3 separate regions of the Homo sapiens genome follow, and regions 1 and 2 are each linked to region 3. The links are chromatin loops, found by intact Hi-C in ENCODE. Cell type or tissue: heart right ventricle. All regions are shown on one strand. Region 1 overlaps FOXN3 (forkhead box N3). Region 2 has its middle 130 kb from the start of FOXN3-AS2. Region 3 holds the start of LOC105370617 (a long non-coding RNA gene).

Region 1 (2,500 bases), 430 kb after region 3:
GAGGCTGGCCTGGATAGCTGGAAGGCTTTTCCTTTGTCCTCACCCTTCATAGCCACTCCAGGTCACCAGATGGCAGCCACTTAGATCTTTTCTCTTCCTCCTACCCTTGCTCAGCATCTGTAAAGGTAGCTCAAGGCCGGCAGACTGGCCACAGTCCAGGGTCTGAAGCTGACTAGGTTGCACAAAGGAAATGGCTCAGACTCTGGTGAGAGCCCCAGGCAGAGCAAGCCTCTTTATCATTGGAGGGTCCGTGTTGCCCCAAGGGAGCCCAGCACACCATGTCTTGCTTGGGCTGGAGTCCCTAGGGGTCCCTCCACCTCTCATTTCAGTCTAATGCTTCACTTGCAGTGCAGCGGCAGTGTGCACCTAATAAAAACCTCAGGCTACAACATTTTGTCCTCCTGGCAGCATCCGCTGTGCATGTGACATTAGCCCTTTTAGACTTTGCCCGTTTGCAGCATAGGAAACATTCTGCAAGGAGAGCCACCATGTCTCACGCGCTCTATAGGATGCTGCCTTCAGAACAGTCAGCATGGGACATGGCTGGCTCATTACCCCCTGGACTTTGGATTATGCTCCAGTCAAATCCATCTGCCTACCCCACCCTCTCCACCCTCAAAATGGCTATGTAGATTCATTCCAGCTTCTAGTATCTCCTTCAGTACCTGCTTTGCAGTTCCCGTTTGACAAGCCCCGTGAGTCAGCTTTAACCCCAATGGAGGACTTGTTAGTCAGGAGAAGCCAGATCTCCATTACTCATCTTCAAAGGCTTATATAATCCCTGGTTGGAAGGTTCCCAGAGACAAACTAGATAATAAACAAAACAACAAAATGGAACGAGGGAAGGGGAGGGATTGGGGGAAGGCGTTCCTCCCCCTGCCTGGAACTGGGATGTATGTCAGACACACCAGGCACAGCAGAGGGAAGACAACTAGGAAATAGGCTGTGTCTCCCCGTGCCAGCCCCCTCCCCAGTGTGCTTCCAAGTAAGCAGGTGGAAAGGCTGACTTTAGGAAAGGGAAGGATTAGCGGAATCACCTGCTGCTCAGCTTATGGCCTCTGAGAGAGTTAGCCAGGGCTGCCCTCCAAAGGCAGCGGCAAGAGCTCAGAGGTTAATTTTAGAAGTTGTGAAAAACCAAGGAAGCTAAGCCTCAGGAGGGGAGCTGGGGAAGTGCTGAGGGACAATGTAGCGTGGAGGAGTTTGTCTTGGACCTTAGACTTTTTTCTTTTTAAGATTCTCAGGATTGCGTTATCCCATTTAGAACATAGCATCTACAATGAGCAGTGCTGCTCTGTTTGGCTCTCTTCTTATGTGTGAAGGTTGCCCTCTTGCTAGTTAAAACCAGAAAGCTTAAGAGTCCCTCTCTAACTGCAGAGAACGTGGCTGATGGCAAGTGTGGGGAAGTGTGGCGCCAATGTCCCTCATCCTGAGAGCCTCAGGGGTGGGTATTCTCTCATCTAAAAGATAAATACGTAACTGGCCTAACCTGCAAGGATGATGCTAGAGGCCTGGGCCTTGTCTGGAGAGAGCCACAAATCCGAGGAAGAAGTTGACTTTCAACGTCCAGCCCTTTTGATGTCTTACATAGCTGGAGGCCAGTGCACTTCAGTACATCAGGTGCGTCAGATTGGCTGTAAAGGTTTTGGTCTTTCGGTGTCTTAATATGCTCTGAGGGAAACAGAGTAAAAGGAAGGGAAAGAGTAGATTTGCTGGTAGAGAAAAGGCTGAAGAATGGACTCATGTTCCCACCGAGCTTCCTAATGTAGAGTAGTGAACTGTGGGCCTCAGAATGCCTTTCTCTAACAGAGCCATTTTAGACTGGCTGTGACTTGTTCTTCAGAAGCCACGTTCCTGACACTTGGGGATGGGGACAGAAAGGAGAAAGACAGGGGTATAGTTAAGTGTCACAGCTGGCTTCTGGCAGCTGGTGAGCAAACACGAGCACATCCGCCATCTCTCCATGGAGAAGACTGCCAATGATGAGGACGGAGAAGTGCCAGGGTTGGCAGAGGCAGCATTTAGTTGCAGCTCATTTGAGAACAAGCTGCAGGATTCAGAGGAAGAGCTGAGTCTACATGCCAGGAGTCTTGTGAGGTTCAGGAAATAGCTCAGGGAAAGCCTATTAATGCTGCAAGAGAGCTTTGTCCATGAGATTCTCTTTGAAGTGAATGCTGTTCATTAATCAGGAAGATGTTTTAATAGGTAAATGCAGTTAGGAATAACTACAAAAAGCATAATGGGCTGAAAGTATTTCCCCATGTCCGGACCCCTTTCAGCCCTATCCTTGTAGATCATTAGTAAGAGGATGCTGGAGAGGTGATATAGGATGGCAGAAGGATGACGGTGACGATGACGATGATGAGCTTACATAACGAGCCAGCCACTGAGCTAAGCCGTTGACCTAGCTTATCTTATTTCATCCCCAGAGCAATCCTGCAAGGTATGTTTAAGCCTCCTTCACCAGTGAGGAAATGGAGACCCAGGAAGGTGAAGGCACTAG
Region 2 (2,500 bases), 83 kb before region 3:
TCCCCCTTTCCAGTTCATTGCCCCTAGCCCCAGCTTCTAAGTGGTTTACTCCTAAAGGTTCATACCCCTTCCTTCAGAGAACTTCCTTCCCTTAATCTATAGGAGCCACTTCACTGCAGAAGAGGTATTAAGCACCTAGACTCACTTAACGCGTCTAAATTAAGTGCCTAGACTCACCCAGACTCACCTCAGAACCAGAAGTGCTAGGTATTTTTGTCCCCCCACCCTTTCCAGGAAAGACTATAGCCAGTGACTAATTGGTGCAGGGTTATGAAAACCCCAGCTCCCTTGCCTCAAGTTGGGATAAATTCTAATTTATGCTCCAGAACTAGCTGGGGATCTTGCTGGGGCTGGAACTTCACCTTAAATTGCTCCCTTGCTTGGCTGCTTCTTTCCTATTCTGCTTCCCTTTCTAGTTTCTCCTGGAAGCTCTTCCTTAATAAATTGCTTGCACGCAAATCCTTGGCAACCCAAGACAGTTCCCTAGTAGAAAATACACTCTCGAGCTTCAAGTCAGTGACAAGGAAATAAAGAAAAAAAAAAAAAAAAAAAAACACTTAGTGAACAGCTATGGTTTACAAGAAAAAAAAAAAAAAATGTTAAAGCCCAGAATGGAGTACCTACCATGAGTCAATTGTCTTTGGTTTGGATTTTCATTTCCTAAGAATTTGATGATCATAAGTGGTTATTCTGGTAGTACATTACAGAGTGGGACATCTGTAAATTATCAATGATACATCAACATAAACCGTATGCCCCAGATTTTTTGGACAACCTTGATTTCAAGTTTTTAATCCCCTTGTCAGACCATGTTCCAGACAGTGTGTCCTGGCTGGTGTGGGTGTTTGGACAGCAAAGGGGGATGCTGGGCTAGCCAAGAGGCAGCTGAGAGGACGAACTTGAGCATTATAAAAAGGCAGACACTTGAAGTTAATAAGCACAACTGGACTTCAAGTCCTGGCTCCACCCCAACCAGCTGTAGGCCACATTTTATTCCTGTTAAAATGAAGTTCCCAGCTCCCACCTCACAGGATTGAAAATGAGGTGATGTATACAAAACGCTTAGCATTGCTCCTGGATTTCGTGAAGTTCAAGAGATGGTTCCTTTGGAGGGGAAGAAGAGTGGGTGAAGAACCCTCCAGTGGAGTTTGGGGACTTCATTGTCCTAATAGAGCCGGCAGGGGATGGGGGACCAGAGGTCGAGAGCCCACGTTGAAGCGTTGCATTCATCTAAATTTGCTGAGCGCCGTCTCCCTCCCAGGGCGCGGGACTCAATACTTGTACGCCAAGGGGGAAAAGGCCGTCAACTCGACCTGGAAGGGACGGCGCAACGCAGAATGAGCCGCGAGGCCCCGGGCCACCACGTGGCTTCCCGATGGCCTCCCCCGACCCTCCCCCACTCCGGCCCCGCAGGGGAAGTAGGTGAAGGGTGGAAGCCGAGAGACCGCGCCGCGGAGGCGGCCCGCCGCCGGTTTCCTAGCAACGCCCGCCCCGCCCCGCCCCGCTGGCGCGCCGGCGCCGGGAAGCGGGGGGGGGGCGGACCGCCGTTGCCATGGCAGCGCGGCGGCCGCGCCCGACGCCGCCGGCGCCTGCGGGAAACGCGGGCCAGGGGCCCAGAGTGGGCTGCCAGGTGGCGTCCCTGCCTAGCTCCCACTCCGGGATGGACCAGACCTCGCGCCCGGGGGTGTCAGTGGAGAAACCGAGTCGCCCCGAAAGGTGGCAGGGCCGCAAGGCCGGTCGGCCCCACTCACTCCCCCGCCGACTGGGGCGACTGAGAGCTTGGAGACTTTCCAGTTTGTCTGGTGGGGTCTGAGTTGGTCTTCGGGGCCGGAGTAGGCCAAGGGAATTTTTTTGATTTTGGAATCTCTTCGGACCTTTTTTCCACACCTAGTCAAGACTGCACGCGTGTGCACACACGCATACGCACGTCTGCAGCCTGATGTCCCATCCTTTTACCCTAGGTGTTGTCACCTGAAGGTTCTTTAATCTCGGAAAGAGAATATGCAAAAGATAGCAGCTGCCAAAAGCTGCCTTTTAAAACGACTTTGAAAATCAGTGTTATTTCCCGAGGGCCATTTAAACGGAAAACCTCCGTGCCTGGAAGGGTGTTCTAGATTCTGGACTCAAATTTGCATTATTCTAAATCACTTTTTGCAGTGAGCTGCGATTGGAGAATTCAGTTGTGGAGTATTAAATTTAACCGTACACCCATTTAGCTAGTGTAATGATCGCTTGGCCAAAAGACCCACTCACAAAGACAAAGCCACACGCTTCTCAGTCGTTCTCTGGCTTGAGTGTTTTTAATAGAGGCGGAGTCAGTCACATGTTTGTGAGTTTAATCAAATTGACAAGGGCTCTGAGCGAGAAAAGCTTACTGTCTAATTCGAAGGCAACATTAGGTACATAGAGATGCATTCTCTTTGGACTTATTTGAATCAGAGCTTTTCAAATGGAATCCTCTCCTGCACATATTTTTCTCGATCTGCTGCAACTGGAAAAT
Region 3 (2,500 bases):
TTTGATTTTCCTTATGGTGTAAACCACAGTGCCATTGTTATTAGCAGTTTTACAGAATTGCGACCTTCAAACTTGGTGATATCAAAGACTGAAAAAAAGCTCCCAGTCTTGAAGCCTTTCAAACAGGCTTTTCTAACTAAAGCACTTTTATTTTGAATTAAGGGCTAATAGAATTGTCCTCTTAAATGAGCACTTGCAAGATTAAAAGTTGCTTTCCAGGTGGGCTGCAGTAAATGAATGTGCCAAGAGGTTGCTGAAAGCCCTTTTGGGGGCAAACGAGGGGAATCTGATATGAGTTCATGTAACAAACACCCTTTTCCCTTTGTGAAAGAGAAACCTGGAATTTACAGTCTTTCTAATTGTACATGAGCTGATTTGTGTATACATCTAGGATCATAATTTACTTTCAGTTTACTGAATTTGTGAATTTTCGCATTTGTTTTAATTTGTAATTAAGTTCTCTCTATGAGGCACGCCATATGCCTCCATTAATTCTTTCTCGTTGATTTCTTAGGAGATACATGAGTGCATATTTTCATGCAATTTTTGAGGTCTTTTGAAAATCAAATGACTACATGTTTAGCCATATGGGGCTTTGTTATTTAAAAGAGCATATTATAAAGTAAAAGAAGGCGAAATGCAAAAGGGCCTGTTGTCAACAGGGGGAAAATATTGGGAAAAACAGTTTAAAACATTGTTTTAAACACACACATTTTCAACCTTTTTTCTTTTTAGCGTTATATTTTTGAAATCTATCTTTATCGATCCCGTACCGCGTCTCACCGTCTGTGAACGGCCAATGTCACCAGTGCACCCGGCAAACCTCTGTCTGCCAGGTACTGCCCCTACGCTTACCCTCGGGCTGCAGATCCTAGCATCTGCCTTCTAAGAGTTCAGTTGGAGCCAATGTCTTTCTTTTGAACATCTTGTGCCAGGATTTGACATTAAGCTCCAGTTCATCCGCACACCCCGCGGCCGCTTTCGCAAGGGACCGAGAGGGTGGCGGCCTCGCCCGGAGACTCGCGGCGCTGGGAGCTGCCTGCCCTCGGTGCGGGCTGCAGACCGGGCCGCGAGGCGGGCGCGCGGCGCGCACTAGGACCCAGCAGGGCTCCAGGCCGGGGTGGGAGCCGCGCCGCCGACCCCGGGCGGGCGCCGGGCGCAGGAGCCGGGGTTCCGGCCGCGATCTGCTGCAGCTCGGCCGGGAGACGGCGCGACCCGGCGGCGGGGCCACCCGCGAGTCCAGCGTCGCCGCAGCCCCCCAATGCGGCCGCGAGAAGCAGCGGGGGGGCAGGCGATCGAAGGTAACGAAAATGGGGCTCATTTCCTGCCTCCTAATCTGCTCGGGTTTAGCATTGTCACGAGAAGCCCTCCGTGTTCAGGCTGCTGCATTTTGGGGCACTCTTTGATTTTTTTTAAAGGTGTCCGCCCCCCTATTTCCACCTGGTTTCAGATTGATTTATAGCTTGCAGCCCAAATGGGAAAGATCCAGCCATGGCAAGTTGCTTATTTTCATTAGTTTTGTCTCAAAAGTAAGTTCATTAAAAAAAAAAAAAGTTTCTTAGGAATGTGTGGATAGTCGCTTTTTAAAATTTTTTTTAAAAAATTGCAGACAAATGGATATTTATAAAAATAATCAAATAATTGATGCAATTCTGTTAATTACTTTTAGGGAAGCACACTTCTGTGGGCTCCCCGGGCGTTACTTTTATTTTCAAGGAAGGAACGTGTTAAATGTGGAGTTTGTTTGGCTGGGCAGAGTTTACAGCATTGCTGTCGCAACTGTTTGGCTATCAATTATAAACAGTGTCAAATCTATGGGCAGTTTCAGCCTCTTTTCAAATACTGTAACGGGTTATCCTGATATGACATCTACAGATGAGTTTCCACTGAGGGTAATAAGAAGATTTCTCTTTTTGGAGAAACATTGTTTTGAGGGGAAAACCATGATTGCCGGCTGGGAAGGCTGAAGAGACTATTTTTCATGCTTTGTTTATACTCCCGGGATGACATTTGGGGAAGGGAAATGCAATCTTTCTCCGGAGGTTTTAATTGTGGGATTATTAATTTATTTAATTTATTAGTTTCAATTGGTTGGGCTCGGGGAGCCCTCCGTCACAGGCTGTGCTTAAGGTGACACATTTGCTAGCAGTTGGGACACATGATTGCAAATGTAAAATGTGCCTCACCCGAAAGGACTGGTCTGCTGGAAGCTCCCGTGTGGAGCTGTCGTAGGCAGGGTGCGACTGGCTCATTGAGGAAAAAGGGAATCGTTTTCCTTAGCTAAGGAAGACATCCTGTTATATTCCTTTTGTTCCCTGTTTTTCATTGATCGCCGACTCTGCCTTGGAGAGGAGAGCAGCTCGGAGGGTGCAGAGCTCTGAAGGCTGCACGAATGACTGGAGCCCACTTTAACTCTCACACTGATTGGTCAGTTAGATTGAGACTTATGAAAACAGTCACCCAAAACCTTCTTTTAAAATCGTGCTGTAGTTTCAGATAG

Evidence for each region. A loop is a pair of places that touch in the nucleus more often than their neighbours do. Peaks named below come from ENCODE experiments on the same cell type or tissue, not always from the same donor. Only the 100,000 strongest peaks of a DNase experiment are listed, where the experiment ranks them.
Region 1: a loop joins it to region 3, with 2.2 times the contacts of the local background. A loop is called at or near these places in 9 of 110 quality-filtered maps.
Region 2: it touches region 3 in a loop (2.7-fold over the local background); 28 of 110 quality-filtered maps call a loop at or near these places.

The regions. Positions count from the first base shown.
Region 1 is chr14:89,184,654-89,187,153 of GRCh38, reverse strand. All of the region lies in intron 4 of FOXN3 (forkhead box N3), which reads left to right. Among named protein-coding and RNA genes, the nearest start is that of FOXN3-AS3, 160 kb to the left of the region's middle. In heart right ventricle, a CTCF peak has its summit at 1,083; no DNase peak of the experiment used is centred here; H3K27ac peaks cover 2,404 bases.
Region 2 is chr14:89,700,709-89,703,208 of GRCh38, reverse strand. No RefSeq gene overlaps it. Among named protein-coding and RNA genes, the nearest start is that of FOXN3-AS2, 130 kb to the right of the region's middle. RefSeq lists a silencer at 1,485-1,544. In heart right ventricle, no CTCF peak of the experiment used is centred here; DNase peaks (open chromatin) are centred at 908 and 1,398; H3K4me3 peaks cover 1,499 bases; H3K27ac peaks cover 2,500 bases.
Region 3 is chr14:89,617,829-89,620,328 of GRCh38, reverse strand. LOC105370617 (a long non-coding RNA gene) reads right to left here and starts at 1,012. Exons shown (of 6, transcript XR_944131.3): 1 at 856-1,012. It also overlaps a transcript of FOXN3 not described here. RefSeq lists enhancers at 767-1,266, 1,267-1,768 and a silencer at 994-1,373. In heart right ventricle, no CTCF peak of the experiment used is centred here; DNase peaks (open chromatin) are centred at 1,068 and 2,248; H3K4me3 peaks cover 2,500 bases; H3K27ac peaks cover 2,238 bases.